2 separate regions of the Homo sapiens genome follow, and region 2 is linked to region 1. A link is a loop called in an ENCODE intact Hi-C map of the cell type or tissue named here. Cell type or tissue: PC-3. All regions are shown on one strand. Links, peaks and the distances in the headings refer to the core of each region. The heading gives the core; the rest is flanking DNA. Region 1 has its middle 470 kb from the start of HINT1. Region 2 has its middle 390 kb from the start of CHSY3-AS1.

What was found. Peaks named below come from ENCODE experiments on the same cell type or tissue, not always from the same donor. Only the 100,000 strongest peaks of a DNase experiment are listed, where the experiment ranks them.
Region 2: it touches region 1 in a loop (4-fold over the local background); 1 of 110 quality-filtered maps calls a loop at or near these places.

Annotation. Positions count from the first base shown.
Region 1 is chr5:130,686,365-130,699,083 of GRCh38, forward strand. No RefSeq gene overlaps it. Among named protein-coding and RNA genes, the nearest start is that of HINT1, 470 kb to the right of the region's middle. In PC-3, for the core only: no CTCF peak of the experiment used is centred there; no DNase peak of the experiment used is centred there; H3K27ac peaks cover 2,414 bases.
Region 2 is chr5:130,288,488-130,301,206 of GRCh38, forward strand. No RefSeq gene overlaps it. Among named protein-coding and RNA genes, the nearest start is that of CHSY3-AS1, 390 kb to the left of the region's middle. In PC-3, for the core only: no CTCF peak of the experiment used is centred there; a DNase peak (open chromatin) is centred at 6,484; H3K27ac peaks cover 555 bases.

The DNA.
Region 1 (12,719 bases), core at 2,641-10,640:
CAGGAGAATCACTTGAACTTGGGAGGCGGAGGTTGCAGTGAACCAAGATCGCGCCACTGCACTCCAGCCTGGATAACAAAGCAAGACTTCATCTGGAAAAAAAAAAAATACAAGGAATACACTTTTGCCTACCCCACTGACCCTCAATTATTCCTCTAGTTTTCTGTGAACATCTGAAATCCCACAAAAGAAGCATTTATTTGTCATTACTGCTTTTGTTACTTTATCTTCATCACGATGCTGATATTAAGAGAAATTATAACTCCATCAGTTTAATCACCAATAATATTAAACTACAGGCCATTTCTTGAGAAAGGTTGGAGTTGGAGAGGGAAAAAGACTCTGGAGGCATTTGGAGAGATTGGGGAAAATAAGGCAAGGGAGAAAGAGCCCAAGAGAAGATGATGGAAGCAGTGTATGCAAACTATTCATAGTCCTGTTTGTCCTAAGTCCCCTCCCATGTGCATAAAAACCTAAAGAGATGCCTGGAAAAAAAAAAGCTAATCTGAGCAAGAAGCCAAGTGAAGTTCTTTCACTAACTTGGATCACCTAAAATTGCAGATTACTACGATGAAATGTATAGGTCGTTTCATTTTTCATTCCAGATGATGCAGCCTAGGATTAGTCAGACCTGTTCTAACATTGTTAGAAATAAACTCCACAAATAACCCTGAAGCACCTAACAGCACCAAGTACTATGTTAGATCTGGGTTAAAAATGTCTCCAAGTGGCATAATCTATTACCCTGTGCTCTAAATATTCTACTAAAATGTATTGGGCTCCTGGGGTCAAATGAGGCCTTTTTGAAGTACCTTCTCTTTTTATTTTTAAGAGACAGGATCTCACTCTCTCGCCAAGGCTAGAGTGTAGTGGTGATATCTGAGCTCACTGTAGCTTCAAATTCCTAGGCTTAAGCGATCATGCCACTTCAGTCTCCCAAAGTGCTGGGGATACAAGTGTGAGCCAATGCTCCTGGGCCTCTAAGTACCTTTTATTTCCGATCTGTGGCCAAGTAACCAGGTCTTCAAGAGACCACTCACAGGAAAGAGGGACTGATGTGACATGGTATGGATTCTAGCAGCTCCTCTTGACTAAACAAATCATTTATTGATACAGCTTTAAAAAGCGTTTCAGTGTGAGCCATGCTTCACTGATGTGTCGCAACCCTGGACTGAAATTATAAATGGATTCCATGTCAGGATTCTCTGTGCAGAGAAGTGCTCCCAGAACCCAAACATGCCAACAGCTAACACCCTGCACCAGCTCTCTGTTAGAAATGGTCTCGTTCTGTGTGGGTTGGTGAGCCTGCAAACTTGAATCTCGTTCATTCAACCTCCCCCTCTGCTTTGGCAGATGTGATTGATCCTCACAGGCATCTCAGAAACAAGGAGTCAATGGCGGAAAGCTGCTGCTGAAAGTGACACATAGTTGGACAGCTGATTATATTGGACCTAAGTGATAACAATTATAGCCTCTCTACCTCTCAGACTTTTTAATGGGTTTCAGAAAACCAGACAATTCTAAATGTCTACGGAAGCCTCTCATCTGAAAGCTACAAGAGATACGGAAAGTATATGTCCACATGGAAAGTATATTGCCAGTGATTCAGTGAACTCAACATGGAATTAAATAAGAGAAGTACTTTGGGGCTAATACTAACACGGGCACAAAACTTAGACAAAAAGAGAAAAGGGGAGATAGCTCTAATTCTTATTCACTTGAGTATGTACCACCAGACTCCTACAAGGTCAATTAGGAATAAACGGAGGAAGAATTCTTAATATCTTTACAGCTTACTGTGATTTTATCATCTGTAGAAGTACTGATGTCTACAAACAAACCCATTTTGTGAGTCTTGATCAAAAAATTGTAATAAATTAATTTGTTTTACATCATGTTTTTATAAATGAGCTCCTGTATTTTGCCAGTTTACTGCCAGCCTTTTAGTTTTCTTTTTGTAAAATCGCAAGTACATGTTTGGCACAAGCTCTGTTCTTCTAAATAAATGGTATATTAAACAATAGATTCTGAGATTTATTGGAGATTGATTAAGATGTTATTCTATCCATTTACATTATTCCTCTTGAACTAAATTATTTACTTTATTCTTCTGAAACTAAATTAATTCCCTGAATCAGAGAATGTAACTATTTCTTAATACTTAATGTAACTATTAATGCTCTCCATCAGCATGTACAGAAAAGTGAATGTAAGAAAATGTAAGTTATTTTAAACCTTCTCTGCTAGTCTAAGAGAAAATAAAAGACTGATAAAAGCAATCATCAAGGTGCCAGGTTAAAATGGTAGAATGAAAATTCACACCTAAAGTCACTCCTTCTCAAAGTAGAACCAAAGGAGATCTCCTCAATAATAAAATAATCTTTCAAAGATAGGAGAAAAATAGCTACTACTTTGTTAAACTATAAAACAGATAATTGAATGACCACTGATTAAGCAGATTTAATACAGCTAAATCCCTAAGGCTGTAATGGGGAAAAGCTGGGAAACAACTTTATTTATTCTGCAGAATCTTCAAAATCCTGAAGTGGGTATGGCACGGTGGCTCACATCTACAATCCCAGCACTTTAGGAGACCACGGCAGAAGGATCTCTTGAAGCCAGGAGTTTGAGACCAGCCTGGGCAACACACTGAGACTCAATCTTTACAAAAAAAATTAAAATAAAGATTAGCAAGGTGTGTTGGTGCACAGCGGTAGCTCCAGCTGCTCAGGAGGCTTGCTTGAGCTCAGGAGTTTGAAGCTGCAGTGAGCTATGATCATGCTACTGTACTCCAGCCTGGGCAACAAAGTGAGATTCTGTTAAAAAAAAAAAAAAAAAAAAAAAAAAACAACAACAACAACAAAAAACAAACGTGCTAGCAGCACTGGGGACTTGGGGACTTCTGGTAATTCTGGAACTGACAGTGAAGGGGACACTTGATGGATACAAAAATAAAGGGAGTATCGTAAAAGTTGTTTGAGAATCATTTAAAACTCTAGATATCCTCCCACTTCATGGAGTGACTTTATCTCCCTTACCCCAAAAGAATTGTGAAAGATTACTCTTCAGTAAAGTTTAAATGGAGGATCTCTGGACCAGGGATACTAAGCACAGCTGTGGGTCTGGGTAATTTACTAAAAACAGCATCACTAAGTGGAGTATAAATAGGGCATGCTGAATGCTGAGACCACCAGCCCTCTCCGTCCACTCACCTCCAAGAATTATGGCAGCCAAATCTCCACCCTCTAGGCTCGGGATGACAAGACTGTTCTCTGGGACATCTGATCAGACAAAAGGAAATACATAAAGATACCAACATTTGGAGCTTGGCACTAGCGGTCTGTCTAGACCACCCTACTGTGAACTCAAAACCTCCAAGCCCCATGCCCATACTCAGAGCACTCAGTCAGATATTTAAACCTTCACTCTATCAGCAGAGAAAAGAAAATCTCTAGATATCTGAGGACAGCTTCTCATCTGAGGAAACACATCAATCTAAACAAATACTGAGAAAAAGTAAGCCACTCAGAGGACTGAGTGCAGAGAGAAGAAAACTTGAGGAAAACAACCAGTACTGATATACTCCCTGCAGTCAAAGATGACATGGCATCCATGTCAGGAAACAATGAGAAAGGAACATTCAAAGAACAGAAAACCAGTTCTTAGAAATTGAAAACACTAAGGCAGAAATGAAAAACAACAACTGGCGGGTTGGAAGGTTAATTTGAGGAAGTTTCATAGAAGATAGAGCAAAATAAACCAAAGAGATAAAAAGGAGGAGGGAAACGTTTGAGCAATCCAAGGAGGTCCGACATCCAAATAAAATAGCAGTTCAGAAAGAACGAGCTGAGGAAACAGGAGAAAATCATCCACCAAATAATTCAAGATAATTTCCCAGCATTAAAGGGTAAACTGAAAGGGCCCACTGAGTGCCAAACACAATGGAGGAAAATAAACCCACACTAAAACACATTAAGAAATTTCAAAACCTTACTCAAAAACAGATCATAAAACCCTCATTAGAGAAAGAAAAAAAAAGGCCTCACAAATCAAATTTTTTTCTAGAATAACAAAGAAAATTGAGCAACAGCTTCAAAACTTAGAAGAAAAATTATTTCCCAAGTAGAATTCCATGCTTAATCAAACTATCCACCCAATAGGAGGGTTGAATCAAGATATTTTCAAACATGAACAAACAAAAACAATGATATTTTCTCCCATACACTGTTTTGTGCTCCACCAAAGTGAAACAGATGAAGAAAGAAGTTCACATAGGACAACAGCAGAAGACAAAGGAATCCCAAGTGTCTGTTTGCTGAGAACCAGGCAAGGAGATGCATTAGTTAAGGTACAGGATAGCTTTGCAACAAACTGGCTTCCCAAATACAGTGGCTTAAAGCAGGGAGAAATTTATTTCTCCCTCATGTAACACCACCAAATTGAGCAATCCTGGTTGGTGGGACATCTGTGCTTCACCTGATCATTGAGGGACCCAAGTCCCTTCTGTCTTGTTGTTCATCCAGACTGTTGCACTCTTCTGTACATTCAAAGCTTAAGGAAATATCTATGCTCCAGGTTGCGGGGAAGGAAAATCAGAAATTCAAAGCAATTAAAGTACAAGTTTATACACATTCCTTCCACTCTTAAACCACCAGTGATAACTTAGTTACATGACCACACCTACAAGAAGAGAGGCTATGAAATATAGTTTCCAGCTATATAGCCATGTATTCAGCCTAAATCCTACTATATGGAAGAAAGGAAAAATCAAATTTTGTGATATTTTATGATTTCTGCTATATAGAGCAATCAGTCCAAATTGAATTATATTTTTAAAATGTGTGAAAAAAGAACAGTACAGATCCCTGTATCCACGGACATCCTTCTTTCCAAAGTGAATAGAAAGGTATGGTGAAAATCAATAGAAATGAGTCCTTTTAATAGGATTTACAGTAATTGTATTGTATGGCAAGTATCAAGTGATGAAACAACATAGAATTGTACTCCTAACAAGGAGGAGACATAACAGCCTGGGTATCTCTCCCTCAATTAGTATCTTGGCAAGAGTTTTTGAACCCTTATGAGTGCAATGCAAAAGAAAATATAGATATTCTCAAGAGAAATTTTCTAAGTATACACACATTTATATTTGCATATCTGTAAGAATATAAGAACCTGGTAACAATGGTTGCTTATCAAAAGGAGAACTACTACTTGGGAGGCTGAGGTGGGACTATCACTTGAGCCCAGGAGGTCGAGGCCACAGTGAGCCATAACCATGCCACTACACTCCAGCCTGGGTGACAGACCAAGATCTTGTCTCTTAAAAAAAGGAAAAGAAGAAAACTAGTAATATTTTCACTGGTAACCTTTCTGTGTTCCTTTTGAATTGTATATGTTAACATTTCTATCACATCCAAGAAGAGAAAAAAATAAAATGCATTTCCTAAAACATACATATAAAAGTGCATACACCTTCTGAACCAGCAATTCCAATTCTAGGAAGTTATTCTACAGATACACTAGTACAACATTTTTATAGCTTAAAAAAAGAGACAATCTAAATATTCACCAACAGGTTAATTATACACATCTATACTATGGAATACAATGCAGCCTCAAAAAAGAATATAAATTTCTTGGAAGTTAACTAAAACCAAAACAATTAATTGTGAATAATAACTATAGGAATGATTAATTAGATGCAATCTTTGCCTCTGATCACAATGTGATTTCAAAAAAGATTAAAATATTACTTTGAAGAAGAAAAAGATAGACTCTAAGACTGAAAATGCATTGACATGACATTAAACTTAAATGGCATATGAATCCATAATTGTTTGCCTTTATCTGTGAAGCAAAATCTGCTTGAAATCACACTTTTGTTTAAAATAGTAATGGCAATCATATTGTTGACTCAGAAAAGTATTATGGTACGTCAGAAAGAACACCCAATTTGGTGTTTCTGACTTGGATTGGCGCTTAGCTCTTTCACTTCCCATCTTGCCGCCAGCACTGCAACAGACACAAAAGGTCCAAAACGTGGTGCTCACTGATGTTGGGCTGGGAAGCAGGATGAGGGAAGGTGAAGCACGACAGTCCCAGGAGGCAATGGGCCAAGTCAACATGGAAATTCAGTGTGGAGGACAAGACAGAACTGAGATAACCAAAAGTTGGGATGCAGAGTCAGAAATGATACAGGATGATAAACCTGAGTCTTGAAAGAAACTAAGTGTCTGGGAAAAGGTGTTTTCAACAGGCTCTCTGGGCATAGGCAGGCCTGCTGTTCTTGGGTAAAATGTTTCCACGGTGCTGATTGGCGTTTGACAAAGGCATTTAACCTCTAGGAGCCTAGGTTTCCTATCTGTGATCTATAAATAACAACACATAACTGGAAAAGATGTAGGTAAAAGGATTCTTACAAATGTAAGACAGGATATTTTATTTACTACTTCAGGACAACTGCACTGCACTGGAACAAGAGTCATATTTCTGTTAGCAGGACTCAACCTATCTCCATGTGCACAAAACGACTGTAAAAAACAGTCTACAGCTGATTTTCAGCATTTCACTGAGGTGTCATATTTCCTAAGGCTGTGCTTCATGATGCTCTAAAGCTTTTCTAACCTCTGTCCTATTTTGAGAGTCCCCTGGGGTTTATTCCTATAATAACTTCATTGCTTGTAATTTGACTTTCCTGTCTCAAGCCATTAACTTTACAAGACTAAGCCAGATAATGTGTGATAGGTGAAACATTCTAGGATTCTCTTGTAGAAACCTCTGTGCAATTAGAGGTAAAGAATGATTCTTCAAAATTGTCTTGTGGTATGGACAGCTATAAAATTATTCCACAATTTAGTCAGCAAATCAGTTCATTAGCTCATGCTCTTCCTGCATTATACCAACGTATATGGTAGCCTTTTGCATTCATAATGTCTATTCATTAAATGACTGTAGGTCATCACATTTTGTTCCTAGCAGTATGCAGATGATCTCAAATAAAATCATATAACTAAATGGCTGTAGTGGGTTACAAACAGATTATTAAAATCCTAACCTAAATCACTATATTTTGATTAGGCATCTGTTAACAGATGTATAACACAGTAAGAAATACATAGGCTGGACAAATATATAGCACCTTAGGATGTGCGCTCATATGAATTGCTGTGATCTGAAAAAAAAATGAACATATTAAATTTATAGAAATTTAGGTCAGTAAAAAGCAAGCATTTTATAGTGCTATAAATTCAGGAGCAAAACACAGAGATTTGTCATTGTAGCGAAGATGGTTAACTGCTTCCCAATTCTCACTCTCCCGTTATGGTCATTTTTATCTGGGCAGTTTGCCACTCAGCTAAAAGCCTGTACTCCCCAGTCTCCCTTACTATGTAGCAATTCCTTGCCTCAAATCCTCTATAAAATGTAATCAGGAATGAATAAATACATATAAAAATTATATGTAAACTTACTTCTGTGTTAAACCAATCTGGGAAGATGGTGAGTCTCGCTTTTCAGCTAATATCCTCCCTAACATGACCTTTGCAGCGTGGGGTGAGGGGATTTGGAAAAATAGTTGCTTGTTTACCCTAATCATATATGTTTGGGTCCATTTCTTATCATTAACCACAACCAAAAAGAAGAAAAAGAGCCAACAGGCTGGGCGCAGTAGCTCACGCCTGTAATCCCAGCACTTTGGACAGCCAAAGCGGGTGGATCACGAGGTCAGGAGATCAAGACCATCCTGGCCAACATGGTGTAAACCCCGTCTCTACTAAAAATACAAAAATTAGCCAAGCGTGGTGGTGCATGCCTGTAGTCCCAGCTACTCAGGAGGCTGACGCAGGAGAATCGCTTGAACCCAGGAGCCAGAAGCTGCAGTGAGCTGAGATCACGGCACTGCACTCCAGCCTGGGCAACAGAGCGAGACTCTGTCTCAAGAAAACTATAAAGAAAAAGAAAAAGAGCAAACAAATCTGGAACCAGGCATATGACTGTAATGAAGGTCTTCTGCTGCTATATCAAACTTATAAAGCAAAAGACACCCATGCTCTTCTGATACAAGGGAGAAGGAATTAAGAAAGTTTATCGGTTTTACAAATGATTGAGGTTCAGAAAATGGTATCTTCTCCTGCCAATTCTGATCTAGGATCTTAATGCAGACATCAAAGTGCTTTTGTTCATCTTGATTCTCCAAATCTTGGTTCCTCAAATCTTAGATCAATGTTTGCCCTTGGCTCCATCCTATAGGTATCCTCACTAGGAATTAAAAGTACCCCAATTCCCACTTCAGGACTCCTGTAATTCTAATAAAACTCTAACTTGGTGTGCGGCTATACAAAGTTATAAATTTGGAGTTTGACTGTCCTTGAATAAGTGAAATTGCTTTGTTTCATAAAACTATATTTTATAATATTATAATTTTAGTCAAAGAATTTGATCTAAGTATCAATGTAGGTCTCAAACTTAACGTTATCAAAATACTATCCTCATTTTTATAAATGAAGCAACTGAAAGATTTAGTGCATTTCATTGGCTAAAACAAGCTACAAGTTCAATCTCAACATCACTAGTATAGAAAAATATATTCTACTTTACCCACAGTGTGGGGGGAACGCTATGAAGTAATGTGCAAAAGATGTGGATGTATACTTCTCTTAGGAAACAATGACAGGGGGTAGGGGAGTATCAGGTGAAGAATGAGAATAATAATCACTCTTCTATAGTGTATTGGAAGAAATGGACGTTTTGATAAAGGTTTATTTTTACAATTAATGCCTGACATGGATGAAGTTTACACTGAATTGTTGCACACTCTAAAATTCCTTTAAGTGATTACATTTCCTAAAGTAGCCAAGTGTAATTCAAACCACAAATGTCTTTTAGGGTAGAACTGATAAAGATGACAAAGAATGTGATTGATGAAAATTGGCTGCCAACAATGTTTTTAAAAGGGAACTCATTTCAAAAAGCAGATAAATATTTACTGCCTTTTTTAAAAAAAAAAAAAGATAAAATGAGTGAAGTTGGCTGAATACCAAAGAGTTTTAAAATGTCAGTTAAGCAGCATCACTAAGTACACACACACACACACGTTTGTATCTAATGAATATTTTTTCATGTTGTGCTATATAGTTATTAATAAAGTATATGACACTTTACCAAGTAATTCATATAAGATACCAAACAAACAAAAAAAACATGATTCCTTCATGATGTTTTAAGAAGTCAATTAAACAGGGAAAAAGCAAAGAGGTTTTACAAATTTTATTTTTATTTTTGTTACTGGTCAATATTATGTGGATAAGTTCACAGGAACACTTCAATTTTGAAAGTTGCTTTTTATTTCAAAATAAACTGTTATATGTGTGACACTATGAAAGTTTCAAATGTAGAGGTCATTTTTAAAATAATATCTGATTTCAGTTGACAAGTAGCATACCTGCTTCTATAGCCACAGCTGCATGATGAACTGTGGTTGAGTAAATGTATTTATTATCAAACTGTCAAAAAAAATCTGAATTTAATTTATTATTCATTCTTGCTGGGAAAAAAAATCTGGGTGTCTCCTCTGGAATGAACTAGATCTTGATTTATAACTATTTGTTTAGAATACAGTAATACCAGAAAAAAATGCCAAGTATGTCCTCAAAATTTGAGCAAAAAAATTTTTAGTTAAAAAATAAAATCCAAATGTGCTCTCTTTTTCATTGCTACGGAAGGTAACACATACATTAATATAAGGAAACAAATGTTAAATTGCTTTTGGTTCCTCATTTGTATCATTGCTTTCTTTGTTTGCTTATTCACAAAATCACAATCTCAACATGTTCTTTATCTTATGGAGATCTAACAGTGAAAAATAGAGACTTAATAACCCCCAACATCAGGATCTATCTTAGTTATTATCATTTACTTATTATTTTGATATAATTGATATATTTACTTATTATTTTGATATATTATATAATATAATAATAAAATATAAGATTATAATATATATTATATTAATTATATATAACAAATATATAAATTAAATATAATTATAATATAATATATATTTTGATATGTTTACTTATTATTTTGATATAATTGCTTTTAGTCTTTATGCATATCTTTATGGAGTAGTTATTGTACATACAATAAGCTATCATTACTTCTGAAATGTAAATTTATTATCCAATATTTCCTTGTGCTATTAAATTTTTGTAAGTCAGATTTTAATGATACATAATTGTCAATTAGACATATTTACTAAATCCTTTATATTCACCCTTTACTTATAAAGCATATTAGGCTACACCCATTTTAAATCATTACATATGATACTGCTGTGCACATATGTACATATGTAATGGATTTAAGCATTTCAGATTATTTTATTCAGGTAGATTCAAAAAACAAAATTATTGGGCCAAATAATAAAGCAATTTTAGACATTTTGTTCAAATTCCCAAATTACTTTCCAAAAAAGCTTGTAAAAGATCATTCTCCCTAGCTTTACATTTGACTAATAACTTCACTTGCACCTCACCAGCATTTAGCTTGGTCTTATTTTAACGGAGACCTTGTTGATATAAAAGATGAAAAATGGCTTCTTATTACTGATTAATAAGTAATAAATGAAATAATTAGTAATTATTTCATTAGTAGTGAGGTTAATTTATTTTAATGATTATTTGTGTATGGAGAATGTTCAATCTCTGATTGTCAAATTTCCAAATAAGACAGATGCAAGTTAAAATATTCTACGTCCCATTTCATCTGGTGCCTTTTCATCTGGTGTTGTCTCATTTCCTTCCATTTCATGAAAATTTGATAATTTAAATACTTACCATATACCACTATTACTCTTAGACGTGGGTAATTGGAGGCAGGTCTTCTACTGGCTCTTCCCTACTGAACCTCTCTACGAGGCAAGGAGTCCATGGAGCAAAGAGACATGCCACCTGAAGCCTGTGCCCCCAGCCACCACAATCCAGGTGCCCCATATCTGGAATTCCTTATGTAAATGACTCCAAGTCTATTCCAGGGGCTACATGGGCCTCTTCCATGGGTCCTTCCTTTGTAGGTTTGGGGGCCTTCATTTGTAGGTTTGCCCTATAATATACATGGAATAGATCCAACATGGACTCTTCTAAACCCCACATATTGAGTATGAACTCACATACATAATACCCAGAACTTTTATTTTATATTCAGCAAGGTTCAGAGCCAAGTTAGTAAGTACAAGGGTTATATAATCGGTTTGAATTTGAAGTCTAGTTATGCCACTTAGTTTTGTGATTTTTAAGTAAGCAATTTAATGTCTCAAACAACCTAGAATGTAATACTTTGCAGTGTAGGAACAAGATTAAAGAAAAGGAATGGCTTCCAGGAATATTCTTATAGTGCACTGTACAAACTCATCCCGCATAATGACATGAAGGAGGTCATATTCCAATATGAAAATGTTCTACAGTGCCTAGCCCTGAGAGTATGGAAGTGGCTTGAAATGCATAAAGCCAAAATGTAATGTGTAAAGCATTGTTTCAATTATCAGATGTGTAAAATTGTAAAAGCAGAATTTTTTTCTCATTGACTCCTAGTCAAAATGGAAGTTCTCTACCTTTAGGAATGTACTGAAACTTTCAAAACATATCATTTCAAATGCAATATACATTTTTTTCTTTTTTGGTACAAACCATGCAAAATCAGATTTATCAGATGTCCTATGATTATAAACCACACATCTATAACAGTATTAAAAAACATGTCAGGAGTAATGTCAGCAAGATGCCATAATAGAAAAACTCCCAGCATCACTCCCCTCACAAAAATACAGCTAGAAACTATTGAAAGACCAGAACACCACCCCAAATACACCAGAACTCAGGGGAGAAGCAGAGAAACCATGCGGGCCCACAAAATCAAGAGAAACCTCAACCAGTAAAAGAAACAGTCATTTCAGACCATTCCCTCTTTTCCCTCAAGATGGTATAACACCACTCACAGAGAATTGCCCTAAACCCTCAGGTGCTGAAGTAAGAGGGGGGAATTGGAATTGGACATTAAACCCACTCCAGTCCCACACCACAGGAACCACTAGGAGTTCCAGGAGTGCTGAGCTACTTGAAGTAAACTGGGAACAAAGAATGGGGCACTGCTCACAGCAGCTGGCATGAAGAGCTTTATGGCTATTCAGTACTCCAATCAGCAACAATGTCATATTGAAGAGACTGGCCAGTGCCATTGCACCATAGAAGGAAAAAAACTAAAGGAAGTCCTGAATCCATAACTAGATTTTCCACCCAAATGCTCCTATAGAGGTTGAAATTAAATCCAGTGCTTGCTAAATCTTCCACTGGACTGGGAAACAATGACAAGGCACCAAAATAGTTATGGAGCAGCATTTAAGCTCTGTACTCACTATAAGTTTTTCTCAGACTGTGAAAAAAAGTGGAAGGGCAGCAATTTAGTCCCAGAGCAACATTCATATTCCAGTGTTCACTGTAAGTCTTCTACAGAATAAACACAACAAAAGGGCAAATAGTTTCAGTACAGTGTTTTAGTTCCAGTGTCCACCTCAGAATGGGAAGCAGCAACAGCCAGTATTTAAGTTCCAGTACTAAGAAGTAAAGACCTAGTACAAAGGTTATAGTTAACAATGATACATTTTATATTTCAAAATAGCTAGAAGAGAAGAATTATAATGTTTCCAACACAAAGAAATGATAAAT
Region 2 (12,719 bases), core at 1,892-9,891, 400 kb before region 1:
GAGAACCTGATAAGTGTGAAGGCACAGGAAGAGCATGAGAAACTGAATAAAGGCCAGGGTGGCTGGGACACAGAGATTCACGGGGGAAAACAGTGCAAAGTACCACCAGAGAGGCAAAATGTTTAGATCCTGTATAAGCCTTAACTTTGGGGTCCAGAATACCTGTGTTCCAATCCCAGCTCTGCCACTTTTTTGCTCTGTATTTGCGGCAAAGGACTTAACATCTCCGAGCTTATGTCTTTATTTTTAAAATAAGGATAATAATAAGATCTACCTCACAAAGTTACTGAAGTCAACAGATGAGTTATTTTATGTCTGGCACTTAGCATAGTGCCTGGCACATTATAAAACTAAATAAAGATTAGTTATTATGATGATTATATGAAATTATAAAAATACTTTAAATTTTATAAATTATAAAATATACAATTTCAATTCACTTACTGAATCTGATTCTTTTCTTTAGCCTGAATTAATTCTCTAATTTATAGACTTAATATTTATAGAGCAGGATGTGAGCTAAACTGTTCTGCTTTCTTCAGCAGACCCTAGACGAGAAAAAAATTTTAAAAGATAGTTTAAAGTAACAAATGTGTTAGTTGTTATAATAACCCAACTCCATTACCTTACATATGCACAGACACATGCTCTGGCACAGGCATTTGTGTGTGTGTGTGTGAGTGTGTATGTGTGCACTGTAGTTCAGACAAGCTTTCCATATTCCAGTTGGATCAAGCCGGTAAATCTGACATAGTCCAGGTCCCCAGGTAATTCCCCAGAGTGCAATTATGTTGAAACCCCAAATCACTGGCACTACTGCATCACAGTTGTTAAAACAACCCCAGAAAAGCTACACAAATGAATGAATTTCCAAATTTAGCCTGAGTGATTGCTTAGAGCAGTGACTATCATTCTAAGGAATGCAGGGGGTTAGTGCAAGGTATTGCCGAAGTAGGTGGCGGATTTCCTCCTTACACAAAACTATGATAGTTAGTGGGTTTGTAAAAACTCAGCAGAAATAAAATTCTTCATTTATTTTGTTTCCACGAGTAGAAAACAGGAGAATTTCTCTTTTTCTCTTTGTGATCAAGAGGAAGGTAGCAGTGATACCAGAGTCATCTCACAAAATGCCAAGTGAGTGGAGCTGATCCATTGGCACAGGTGACAGAAGCCTGCTTCATTACCCCCAAGCAACAGGTTTTTGTCAGCGGAAGGAATAGTCAAAGAATTTTCTGTATAGGTTATCACCCTAATAAGCCCACTGTAAAAAACACCTTAGGAAGAATTTATTGATAGTCAGCACAACGCAAGTCTAAACAGAGGCTGCAAACTGAGTGGGTGTGGAAGAGGCTTGAGGAAATAGGCTATTCATAGAGAACAGGGAGGTGCTTGCAAACAGGGAAGTTGGAGATATTCCATAAAAAGATTTTTCCTAGGGCTGTGTCATTTTGAAAAAATTTAAGTGCCTCTTTAAGCAAAAGATTGTTGGTTCCCAATCCCTGCAATAAGCCATCTGGCCTTGGGTGAGGCTATTGCCATATGGATGGTCATTTTATCTGAGGAGCAACCAAGAGCACTATGAAAAAAAAAACATGTAATAATGATCTCTAATTGACTATATAGTCTAATTTTAAAAACTATGGCAAACTCAAAGACTTCAAAGTGCTACAGGGAAAATTTGCACATGGCTGATGCCTTATCTGCCTTCCTACTCTCTACATCTCAGTCTCAGCATGCAGCTGGTCACATCTGCTTGCATGGGTCTTTATGCTGCCAGTCAAGCTGTGTGGAGAACAGGCAGCATGACTGGGTACATGGCCGCAGGTGCATCAGTAACTCCTCTAGGTAGGAACAAATAAAGTTTATGTTTGGAACAACCAACTGGAAACTCAGGAAACCCTCTTTAGTAAACATTGTAAGAAAACTTGGCATAGTTCCAAAGACAGTGTACTGTCATTTACTTTGTTTAAGGAGAAAACTTATTTTCCCAATGTGTTTTCAAAAATTTCTGATCATTATGTTTAGCTATCCAAATAGTCTAAGAAGTCAAACAAATCAGTCCTTTGCTACAGTTACCATCAACGGGATACAAAGAAATGGATATTATTTTAATAGCCAATTGCTTTCCAAAGCTACTTGAGGAATAAATATGACTTAACAGAAAATATTTGATGTTTCACTAAATTAAAGATAATGGATATCCTTGTTTTTATAAAGGGATCTAAGTCTATTGAAGATTTGAGCTGCATTCTTTCTGAAATGTGTGCATACTGATTCATTCAATTTTGAAGTAATTTATCACTTTTACAAATTAAATGACTTTCCTCTGCTTCTCACACAATGAAGTTATGTGTGAAAATTAACTAGGCCAGGCGCGGTGGCTCACGCCTGTAATCCCAGCACTTTGGGAGGCCGAGGCGGGTGGATCACGAGTTCAGGAGATGGAGACCATCCTGGCTAACACGGTGAAACCCCGTGTCTACTAAAAATACAAAAAATTAGCCAGGCGTGGTGGGGGGCGCCTGTAGTCCCAGCTACTCGAGAGGCTGAGGCAGGAGAATGCATGAACCCGGGAGGCGGAGCTTGCAGTGAGACTAGATCACGCCACTGCACTCCAGCCTGGGCGACAGAGCAAGACTCCATCACAAAAAAAAAAAAAGAAAAAAGAAGAAAAAAAAAGAAAATTAACTAATGGGCTGGGCATGGTGGCTCACGCCTGTAATCCCAGCACTTTGGGAGGCCCAGGCAGGTGGATCACGAGGTCAGGAGATTGAGACCATCCTGGCTAATACAGTGAAACCCAATCTCTACTAAAAATACAAAAAATTAGCCGGGCATGGTGGCGGGCGCCTGTAGTCCCAGCTACTCGGGAGGCTGAGGCGGGAGAATGGCCTGAACCCGGGAGGCGGAGCTTGCAGTGAGCCGAGATCATGCCACCGCACTCCAGCCTGGGCGACAGAGCAAGATTCAGTCACCAAAAAAAAAAAAAAAAAATTAACTAATGATTCTGCAATTTAATGCTCTTTCTTGAAAGAACACTCTAGGGAGTTTTATTCTGATATGCTGCTAAAGTTTAGGATATGTTTATTAATTTACAACATCCATATAAATGATTTCTGAAATTAAGAAGGGAAATGCACTCTAATTTGCCAATGTGATTGGCTTTTGTAAAATTCTTTCCAAAAAGTCACTTGAATATCCTTGATATTATACAATGAAATATCTTTATAGACTCTTACCATAACTCAGTGTTCCTGATGATTTTGTCTGTGATTATTAAACATTTTACTATCACAGAAATAGAAAAAAAATTGAAATTCCTATGAAACCACAGAAAACCCCAGATATTAAAAAAAAAAAAACTTGAACAACAACAACAAAAAAACAAATTTGGAGACACTACCCCACCTGATCTCAAAATATATTACAAGGCTATAGTATTCAAAACAAGATACTGGCATAAAAACAGATATATAGATGAATGGAACAGGAAAGACAGCCCATAAATAAATCCATGCATTTACAGCCAATTGATCTTTAACAAAGGTGCCAAGAACACAAACTGAGAAAAGAACAGTCTTTTCAATAAATGAGATTGGGAAAATTGGAAATCCATGTGCAGAAGAATGAAATTAGACCCTTATCTCACACCATACACAAAAACCAACTAAAAATGGATTAAAGACTTAAACATAAGACCTGAACATGTAAAACTACTAGGAGAAAAACAGGAAAAAAATACTTTTTGAAATTTAGTCTAAGCAAAGATTTTTTGAATATGATCCCAAAAGCATAAGTGACAAAAGCAAAAATAGACAAATGGGATTGCAACAAACTTTAAAAAGCTTTTGCACAGCAAAGAAAACAATAGAGGGAAAAGAAAACCTACAGAATGGAAGAAAACATACAGAATGAAAAAATATTAACCACTGATAAGGGGTTAATATCCAAAATATATAAGAGACTTGCTATGGCTTTGATGTTTGTCCTCTAAACCTCATGTTGACATTTAATTCCCAGTGTTGGAGGTGGGGCCTAATGGGAGGTGTTTAGGTCATGAGGTGAATTCCTCATGAACAGATTAATGTCCTCCCATGGGGGTGAGTGAGTTCTCATTCTTTTGCTCCTGAGAGATCTGGCTGTTAGAAAGATCCTGGAACCTTTTCCCTTTCTCTCTCTCCTGCACCTCTGCCCAAACACTCCCCTGTGCCTTCCACTGTAAGTGCAAGTGGCCTAAGATCCACACTAGATGCAGATGTCCAATCTTGAACTTTCTGGCCATCAGAATAGTAAGCCAAATAAACTTTTTTTTCATAAATTACTCAGCCCCAGGTGTTCCTTGATAGCACACAAAATGGACAAGACCAAACTCAAATAACTCAACAGCAAGACAAAAAATTACTCAATCTAAAAAGTGGGCAAAGAACCAAAAACAGATATTTGTCAAAAGAAGACACACAAATGGCTAACAGGTGTATGAAAAAAAAAAGTTCAACGTCACCAAGTATAAGGAAAATGCAAATTAAAAACACAGTGATATCACCTCACACCTGTTATGATGGCTGTTATCAAAAAGATGGAAGATAATAAGTATTGCCAAGGATGTGTAGAAAAGATAACACTCACATACTGTTGGTGGGAAGGTAAAACTAAAAACAGAACTACCATATGATCCAGAAATCCCACTACTGGGGATTTATAAAATAAAAATGAAATCAGCATGTCAAAGAGATATTTACACGCCCATTTTCATTGCAAACATTATTTACAACAGCCAAGATAGGAATCAACCTAAGTTTCCCCCAACAGACATATGTATAAAGAGAAAATGTGACACACACACAGATACACACAGACACACACACACACATACACACAGTGGACTACTATTAAGCCTTTAAAAAGAAGTGAGTCTTGTCATTTGCAGCATGGATGAAACTGGAGGACTTTGTGCTAAGTGAAAAACCAGACACAGAAAGACAAATATTGTATGATCTCACTTGCTTGTGAAATCTAAAAAAGTTGAACTCATAGAAGCAGAGAGTAGAGTGGTGGCTGTCAGAGGCTGGGGGATAGGACAGGTGGAGAATGAGCGCTATTGGTCAAAAAGTACAGTCTCAGACAGGATGAATAAGTTATGAAGATCTATTATATGGCATGATAACTATTGTTAATATAATGTATTGTATACTTGAAAATTGCTAAGAGAGTAGACATTAAATTTCTTACCACTAAAAAAGACAAGTATGTGAAGTAATGGCTATGTAATTTTGTTTGATTTAATAACTTCCCATTGTATGCATATGTCAAAATATCACATTGTACAGTGCAAATACATACAATTTGTATTTGTCAATTATATCTTAATAAAGCTGGGGGAATGTTAATAATGGCAATGATGGTGACAATTGCTGAACAATTGCTTTATGCTAGATACTATTATTTGGTAGTTGATATAGAGTAGTATTTAAGTACATTGGCTTTCAATTCACAGAAACCTCGTTTTCTATTACACCTTTAATGAGTACATTATTCAGCAGAAGTTAGCTTATTCATGACTGTCAGAGAAAGTCTTCTATGACCTCTTGGAACTCAATTTCTCCATATGAGAAATGGAAATAAAACACCTACCACACAGAATTGTTACTATAGCAGATAATTTATATACAGCACTACACAAAGTTTTGAAGAAATAAAATTCATCAAAAATATACTGAATTTATATATCTTTAAACTTTGAAATTAAGGTCAAATACCATCATTTGTGAATAGAGATCAGAAAAAATGGTATTTGGGCTTAAACTGCTTCAAAAAATAACACAACTTCCATTTAAATTTTTTTACATGTGCATGGAATTTGGCAAATACGGAATTTTAAAGTATTAAAATACTTGCTAGAGTTCATTTGTGCCTAAAGATATGCCTCCTGGGTTCAAGCAATTCTCCTGCCTCAGCCTCCCCAGTAGCTGGGATTACAGGCATGTGCCACCATGCCCAGCTAATTTTTTGTATTTTTGGTAGAGATGGGGTAGTTCTCCACCTTGGTAGGCTGGTCTGGAACTCCTAACCTCAGGTGATTCACCCTCCTCCGCCTCCCAAAGTGCTGGGATTACAGGCGTGATCCACCACACCCAGCCAAATTCTTCTTAATCAACATGAGGTGGGACTTCTATCTGTTCTAATTTATGTAGTCAAGTTTTCCTATTTTCTTTCATTAAGACAGAAAGAAAACTAGAAAACATCAGTTTTGATCTTTGGATCACTTTAAGTTTGTGTTGTTTCATCTCAATTCTTTTTTAGAAAATACCCATCTAAAACTACCAGAAGAAATAATACTCCTACTTAAAATTCCTTTTGATATGGTTTGGCTATGTTCCCACCCAAATCTCATCTTGAATTGTAGTAATCCCCATGTGTCAAGGGTGGGGCCAGGTGGAGATAATTGAATCATGGGCGCGGTTTCCCCCATACTATTCTTGTGGTAGTGAATAAGCCTCAAGAGATCTGATGGTTTTATAAATGGGAGTTTCCCTGCACTAGCTCTCTTGCCTGCCACCATGTAAACATGACTTTGCTCCGCATTTGCCTTCTGCCATGACTGTGAGGCCTCCCCAGCCATGTGGAACTGTGAGTCCATTAAACCTCTTTCCTTTATAAATTACTCAGTCTTTATTAGTATGTCTTTCTTAGCCATGTGAGAACAGACTAATACACCTTTTAATGTTTTAATTTCTCTGTGCCATCTCTGAAAACTTTAGCTACTTTATATGCATATACGCACTCATACCCATCATTAAGAGACAAGAAGTTTCTTTGCTTGTGAAGACTCTCTGACAGTCATGTGCTCTAAGAACAATTTCTGTGGTACCCTTGAAATAAACATTCTGGTGAAGTAGAAGAAACTTCAACAAGAGCAGCAAACAGATCAAATTTCAGCAAATGAAACAAGGTTCAAAGTCTAATTACAACTGAATTCAAATTGTACCAGTGGTACCAGTGACATTTCTTTGGCCTGTTCTGAAAGACAGTGGGTGTTTCTAGCACAGATTGTTAGTTTTAATTTGCTCAAATGTGTTTTTATTACCAATTGGTACAGAGGTGGCAAAAGGAAACAGTCTCTGGAGGCAGAACAAATGGGGAAATGTGTTTTGAGTCCCTTTTGGCAGCAGTCAGTTTGATATCCCCAAGGAAATGTTTCTTGACAATAATTATAAGACAAACATCAATATTTGGTTTCTAAATGTTTGACAAAATGGAAACTATTTTTGCCAGGAAAATGGAACCAGTGGATCCCTTCAAACTCAGTATTTAACGGAGGCTTAAGAAAAGGCTATAAAGGAGAAAATATGGAAAGTATGTGATCTTTAACCCAAATAGGCTGTAAAGTCAATCTAACACACACTCTAGATTTATCAAGACCTACATATTCTGTTTTTTTAAGGTTTTTAGAGTTATTTTCATTTGTTTCATTTTTAATCTTTCGTGCCTTTTACTAACGCATTGAGTTTTCTTTGTTCTTTTCCCTTGATTCTAGGTTTTTTTTTCTTTTTTCTTTTGGAAATTATGCATTTAAAAATCTTCTAATGGTTACTAGAGACAATTTTAAATATATTAATTTTGCTATTAAGTTAGCCTAGAATTTTAAAATTTCCGAACAGTTCAATAAAATAAATTTAACACATGGAACTAAAATTACTATTGCCAGGTCTTACTTGGATTCTATTCTTTTTCCAAGTAAATGTTAACGAGAAGAGTAGCAGGAAGAAAAGTAACCATAACAATTGGCAGATATATTTATTTCTCTAGCTTTTAAAGTTTATTTTAAACACACAAGGCAGAAATATAGGCACCAAACAGGCACCACCCAACCAATAAAGAATGTTTTATAAAACTTCAATGGCCTTGTCATCTGTTATTTATTTTTATTCATCTTTGCCCCATTTTCTTTCTTTTTCCTTCTCTATCTACAGTTAATAATAAAAAATAAACAGGATATGCTAAATGAATGTAACTCAAGGTGAAGTTTTTTTCTGTAATCAGAAATTATATAACATTATTCTAGAGAGCTTCTTCATTTGCTTTATCTAATTAATATATAACTGGAAATTTCCACTTCTAAGTCTGATAAGTATTTGGGATCAACAGAAAACTTCAGTTTGAATTTTTATTGCATCAGAAATTAGCAGTTAACCAATAGTCATTTATCTGGGCAATTTATAATTATTTCATTCATTTCACATTAGGAATAATATCTAAGTAATCATAAACCCAAGTTCTCCTGTACCCAAGTTTCTTGACAAGCCTTTAAGCTTTGCTAGTGCTTGTTACCAAAGTGATCTCACAGTTCACCTTTTCTCCTCTCAATGTGGTATAAAATCCAGCCATGGCCCTCCTTTGTTTTTAATACCACATTGGGTGATGGTTCTGTGAGGTAAAGAGAGCCCGAAAAAAACAAATAGAACATTTCAAGATGTCATTATTAATTCCACATGATGAATATTTACTGCAGTTGCTATTTAGATGTCTCAGAGGGTATCCAAATTCATTTGATGTAACATGAGGAAACTAGCAAACAACATCATTAGCCTTGGAAAAAAAACACTGGTTAAAATAACTAAAAACAAACACAAGCCAAAAAAAAGGGGGACAAAAAGGGTAACACTTTCTCACAAACTTGTTTTGGGAATTTCTATAAAACCATTCTGACCATTAGTCAGCATAACAGTGTTTTTCAGATTTTTTGGACCCATATATATTTACTCAATAAAATCATGACTTTATTTGTTTTTTAAAATTGGTACATGATGACAGGTCTGTGTGTCTGGCAGGAACAATATCTTTCTGGTGTCCATGTTCCTTCACCTCTTGTTACTGTCATTTATAATTATCAAGGAAGTACCAGGTAAACAAATGTGACTTTAAAACAATTATAAAGCTTGTGGAATCATACATGGACATTTAAAAAATATGAATTAATTTGTAGGGCCAACAAACTGATAATAATTTTGAGCCACTGCCAAAAAAGGTAAATAAGATTGTTTCCCACCTACTTAAAATTCAATGCAAATGTTGAAAATATTCAGCTTTATTTTCATTCATTTAACTAATAGTTCCTAAATATGTAAAAAGATCTTGTCACTATGCATATCTTGGAACTAGTGAAATAATAACACACAGCTTCCATTTTTGAAAAATTCAATATAAATGTGGGGAATATCAATCTTATTCCATTTTAGTCTAAGTTGAAAATTTGATACCTCACTCTTACAGTCACTTTTATTTGCAAAACATCAATTTTACTTTCTATAGAGCATCACATGTTAAACAAATTTCATCAAATGTCTTTCAAGAAAATAAATACTATGATGGCCTGTCCTTAAACCTACCACCAATAGCTAATTTTAAAAATGTACAGTGAGAATTACTCAAAATTGTATTTAATGATGCTCTGATGAAGATGGCAAACTGAAAATGTGGTATTAGTGTCTCTCTTCATCTCCCATTTTTTTTGAAATCAAAACAACAACAATAAAGATTACTTAACAAAATCCCTTAACAACAACAAAAAAAATGAGAACCAGAAAATTTGCCCTTTGAGGGCCTTCTGGAAAATAGCAAAAAATGATTTGAGATTGACAGGTAAATTTAAAGCAAAGTCAATTATAACAATATACACAATGTGCATCCTCCTGCAGGGATGATAATTGGTCTTCCTAATAAGTCCCTGGAAAAATCCCAAATCTGTAGTCTGTGGGTGGACATGGTGACTGGTCTTCCTGCCATAGTGGGCAAGGAACGCCAATCAAATTCTTGGAGTATAGAGACGTTCAAGGTGGGAGACTGGGCTCAAACTCAAGTGAGAAAGGCAGATGCATTTGATGCCCTTCCCAATGTTAATCATTCTTCTCTTTATCAATCATAAAAACCCAACCTTGAGTATTTGCCCTCCACCTACCTACCAAAAGGAAAGCCCAATTGCATAGAACCCAAATTCATTCCTCTCATTCATAAGGAAGGCTACTGTGAAACAATTTTTTTCACAATTAAGAAGCCCATGCTAGCTGTGTATATGAATCCTTATAATCATTATAATTCTCCCTTTGTAAATCAAGTAATTTGCCTGATAGAGCTTTTATTGAGTCCATGGGATGTGATAAGCACTGATCAAATAATGAGATACACTGAGGTGAACAATCCAGACAAGGTCATTGGCATCATAAAGTTAACTCTCTTACAGAGAATACAAATGGTAAATGAGCAAATAAAGAAAACTATTTAAACAAGCAAGTAAAGAAAAATACAGATTATGGTAAGTGATACAAAAGTTTAAAAGTCAGGTGAGGCGCTAGAAGGTAATAAGAGAGTCCCTTTATAAAGGAAAATCAAAAGACCTCCTGTAACAATGTGAGATTTCAGTAGAAAACTGAAAGAGGAGAATGAGCCAAACATGTGGAAAGTTACAGAAAAGAACATTTCAGGCAGAGGGACAGTCATAAAAAGGGGGCCTGGATACATAGTTGGGAGGAGGGCAGCATCTTTCAGAAAAACAAAGGAAGCCAGTGCGCCTGGAGCATAATGAGAAAGGTGACGATTGATTAAGGTGAGGCAGTGTCCATGTCAAGAAAAGCTTTGAAGAACATAGTAGAGCCTGGATTCTTTTTCTGACTCATGAGATAGCATTAAAGGTTTTACTCAGAAGGATGGCATCATCAGCTTTACTTCTCAAACAATCACTACATTAGCTCTGAGGAAAATAATTGAATAAGGGCAAAGTGGAAGAAGAGAGACCAATAAATGGTCTCTGGTGGTAGTCTAGGCAAGAATGATGTCATCTCAGACTAGGTAGAGGCTTTGGGTATGATTCCTGGGTTTTTGGTTTGAGCAACAGAAGGATGGTGGTGATATTTAGTGAGATAGGAAATATTAGGGAGGAATAGGATTTAGTGGGAGGTAATCAAATTTTACTATCTAATATGATATGTTTGAGATGTGTAATGGTATGTTTGAAGGTGTTAAAGATGTTGTCTTTTTCAGTGAGAGATCAATGTTTGACTATAATAATAAAATATGCTTACATTTTCAACATTTGATAACAATTCAAGGGTAACCAATAAAATTTTAGATATATAATTTATAAATTCCAGGTAACCAGAAGAAGAAAAGAGTTAATAAAATGCCAGAGAAATATAAACAAAAGGGAACGTGTAAGAAAAAAAAATAAAATCCTACTAGAAACATAAAATAAGGTGGTGGGATATATCCAAATGTCTCAATAAATTTAATACCTGCCAGATCACCCATTAACTATATCTTCTTGGAGAGTGCAGGGAATACTCCTGTCACCTAGGGTTTGAGAAATGCGTCGGTGAGAAGAGCACTGCTCTGCAGTGGCTTCTCTGGAGGCCAGAAATGACAGCAAAAAGTACTGCTATAAAAACGGGTTCTCTGAACTGAATAGAATCTATGAGATCCTATATTTCAGGGATCAAATGCAAGCATTAAATGGCCAAAGACAACATGTGCATGGTTACCTTGATGGGCAGCAGACTCAAAGCAGTAATAGAAAACGGTCTGACCCACAGGGATCTTTGGCATTGGCTAATTAATCATGCAGACCCTATGGCTAAAATAAATATATAGCCTAGTAACATTATAGTTGGTATATATCAATAAATGGCCCTAGGTTTGGTGAACAGAAGTTCGACTTGAATTGCTCAATATGGAGTTATGGCCCATTTACATCCCCAGATCCTCTTTACTTAGGCAGTGCTGGGTGTATTTGAGAATTATACTGCCCAAAACTTATGCCCTAAATTTCCTCCAGCTTTCCTCAAAAGAACTTGTGATCATCCAAAAGAATTATTGTTGATGGGAGAAGGGAAAATAATCAGATTTTTCAGAGATTATTGATCACTGGCTCTGAGCAGTGGTTTATGGAGAGCAGCGGGTTAATGGGGTTTTAGCGTGAGTCCATCTCACAGTTGGCTTGGTAATCCCTCAAACTCATGCTGTGATTATTTTCTCAACCCTTCTGGGCATAATTGGAATAGGCATACTCTCAGAGCAAAGTTTAAGTGGAGACCTCTAGAGCTTCCTTTGTCAAAATGATAATTCAAAATCAATACTGCATTTCTTAAGGAATTACAAAGATTAGTGCCACCAAAATGTGCTTGAAAGATATCAGAGTGGTGATGCTACTGCATTCCGATTTAACTAACCTATTTAGCTTGCATAGAAAACAAATGAATTTTGGAGAATAACAGTAGATTACATTAACTTGATCAGATGGTGACTACAATTGCAGCTGTTGATCCAGCTGTTTTTTCCTTACCAACGGAAATCAACAAATCTTCTGTCACCTGATATGTAGTTTTGATCTGTTGAATGTTTTTCCGCCCTCTATATCTTTTAGTAAATACTGCCAAAAGAGGTGATTTAACTGGCAGATTTAGCTTTAAAGTTTTCACTTTCATTATCTTACTTCAGGGCGGTTTCCACTCTCCAGCCTTATGACATAATCTTCATAATTGTTTCTTCATTTCATAGAATATCATGTTGATTGATAATATTATAATATGAATATTTTGCTTATTGGGCCTGGTGAATAGCAAGTATCAACCACTCTAGATACCTTGGCAAGACAAATGCTTATCAAAGGATAAGTAAATCCTACCAAAATTTAGGGACCTGTAATCTTGCTATTAGGGGCTCAGTGGTCT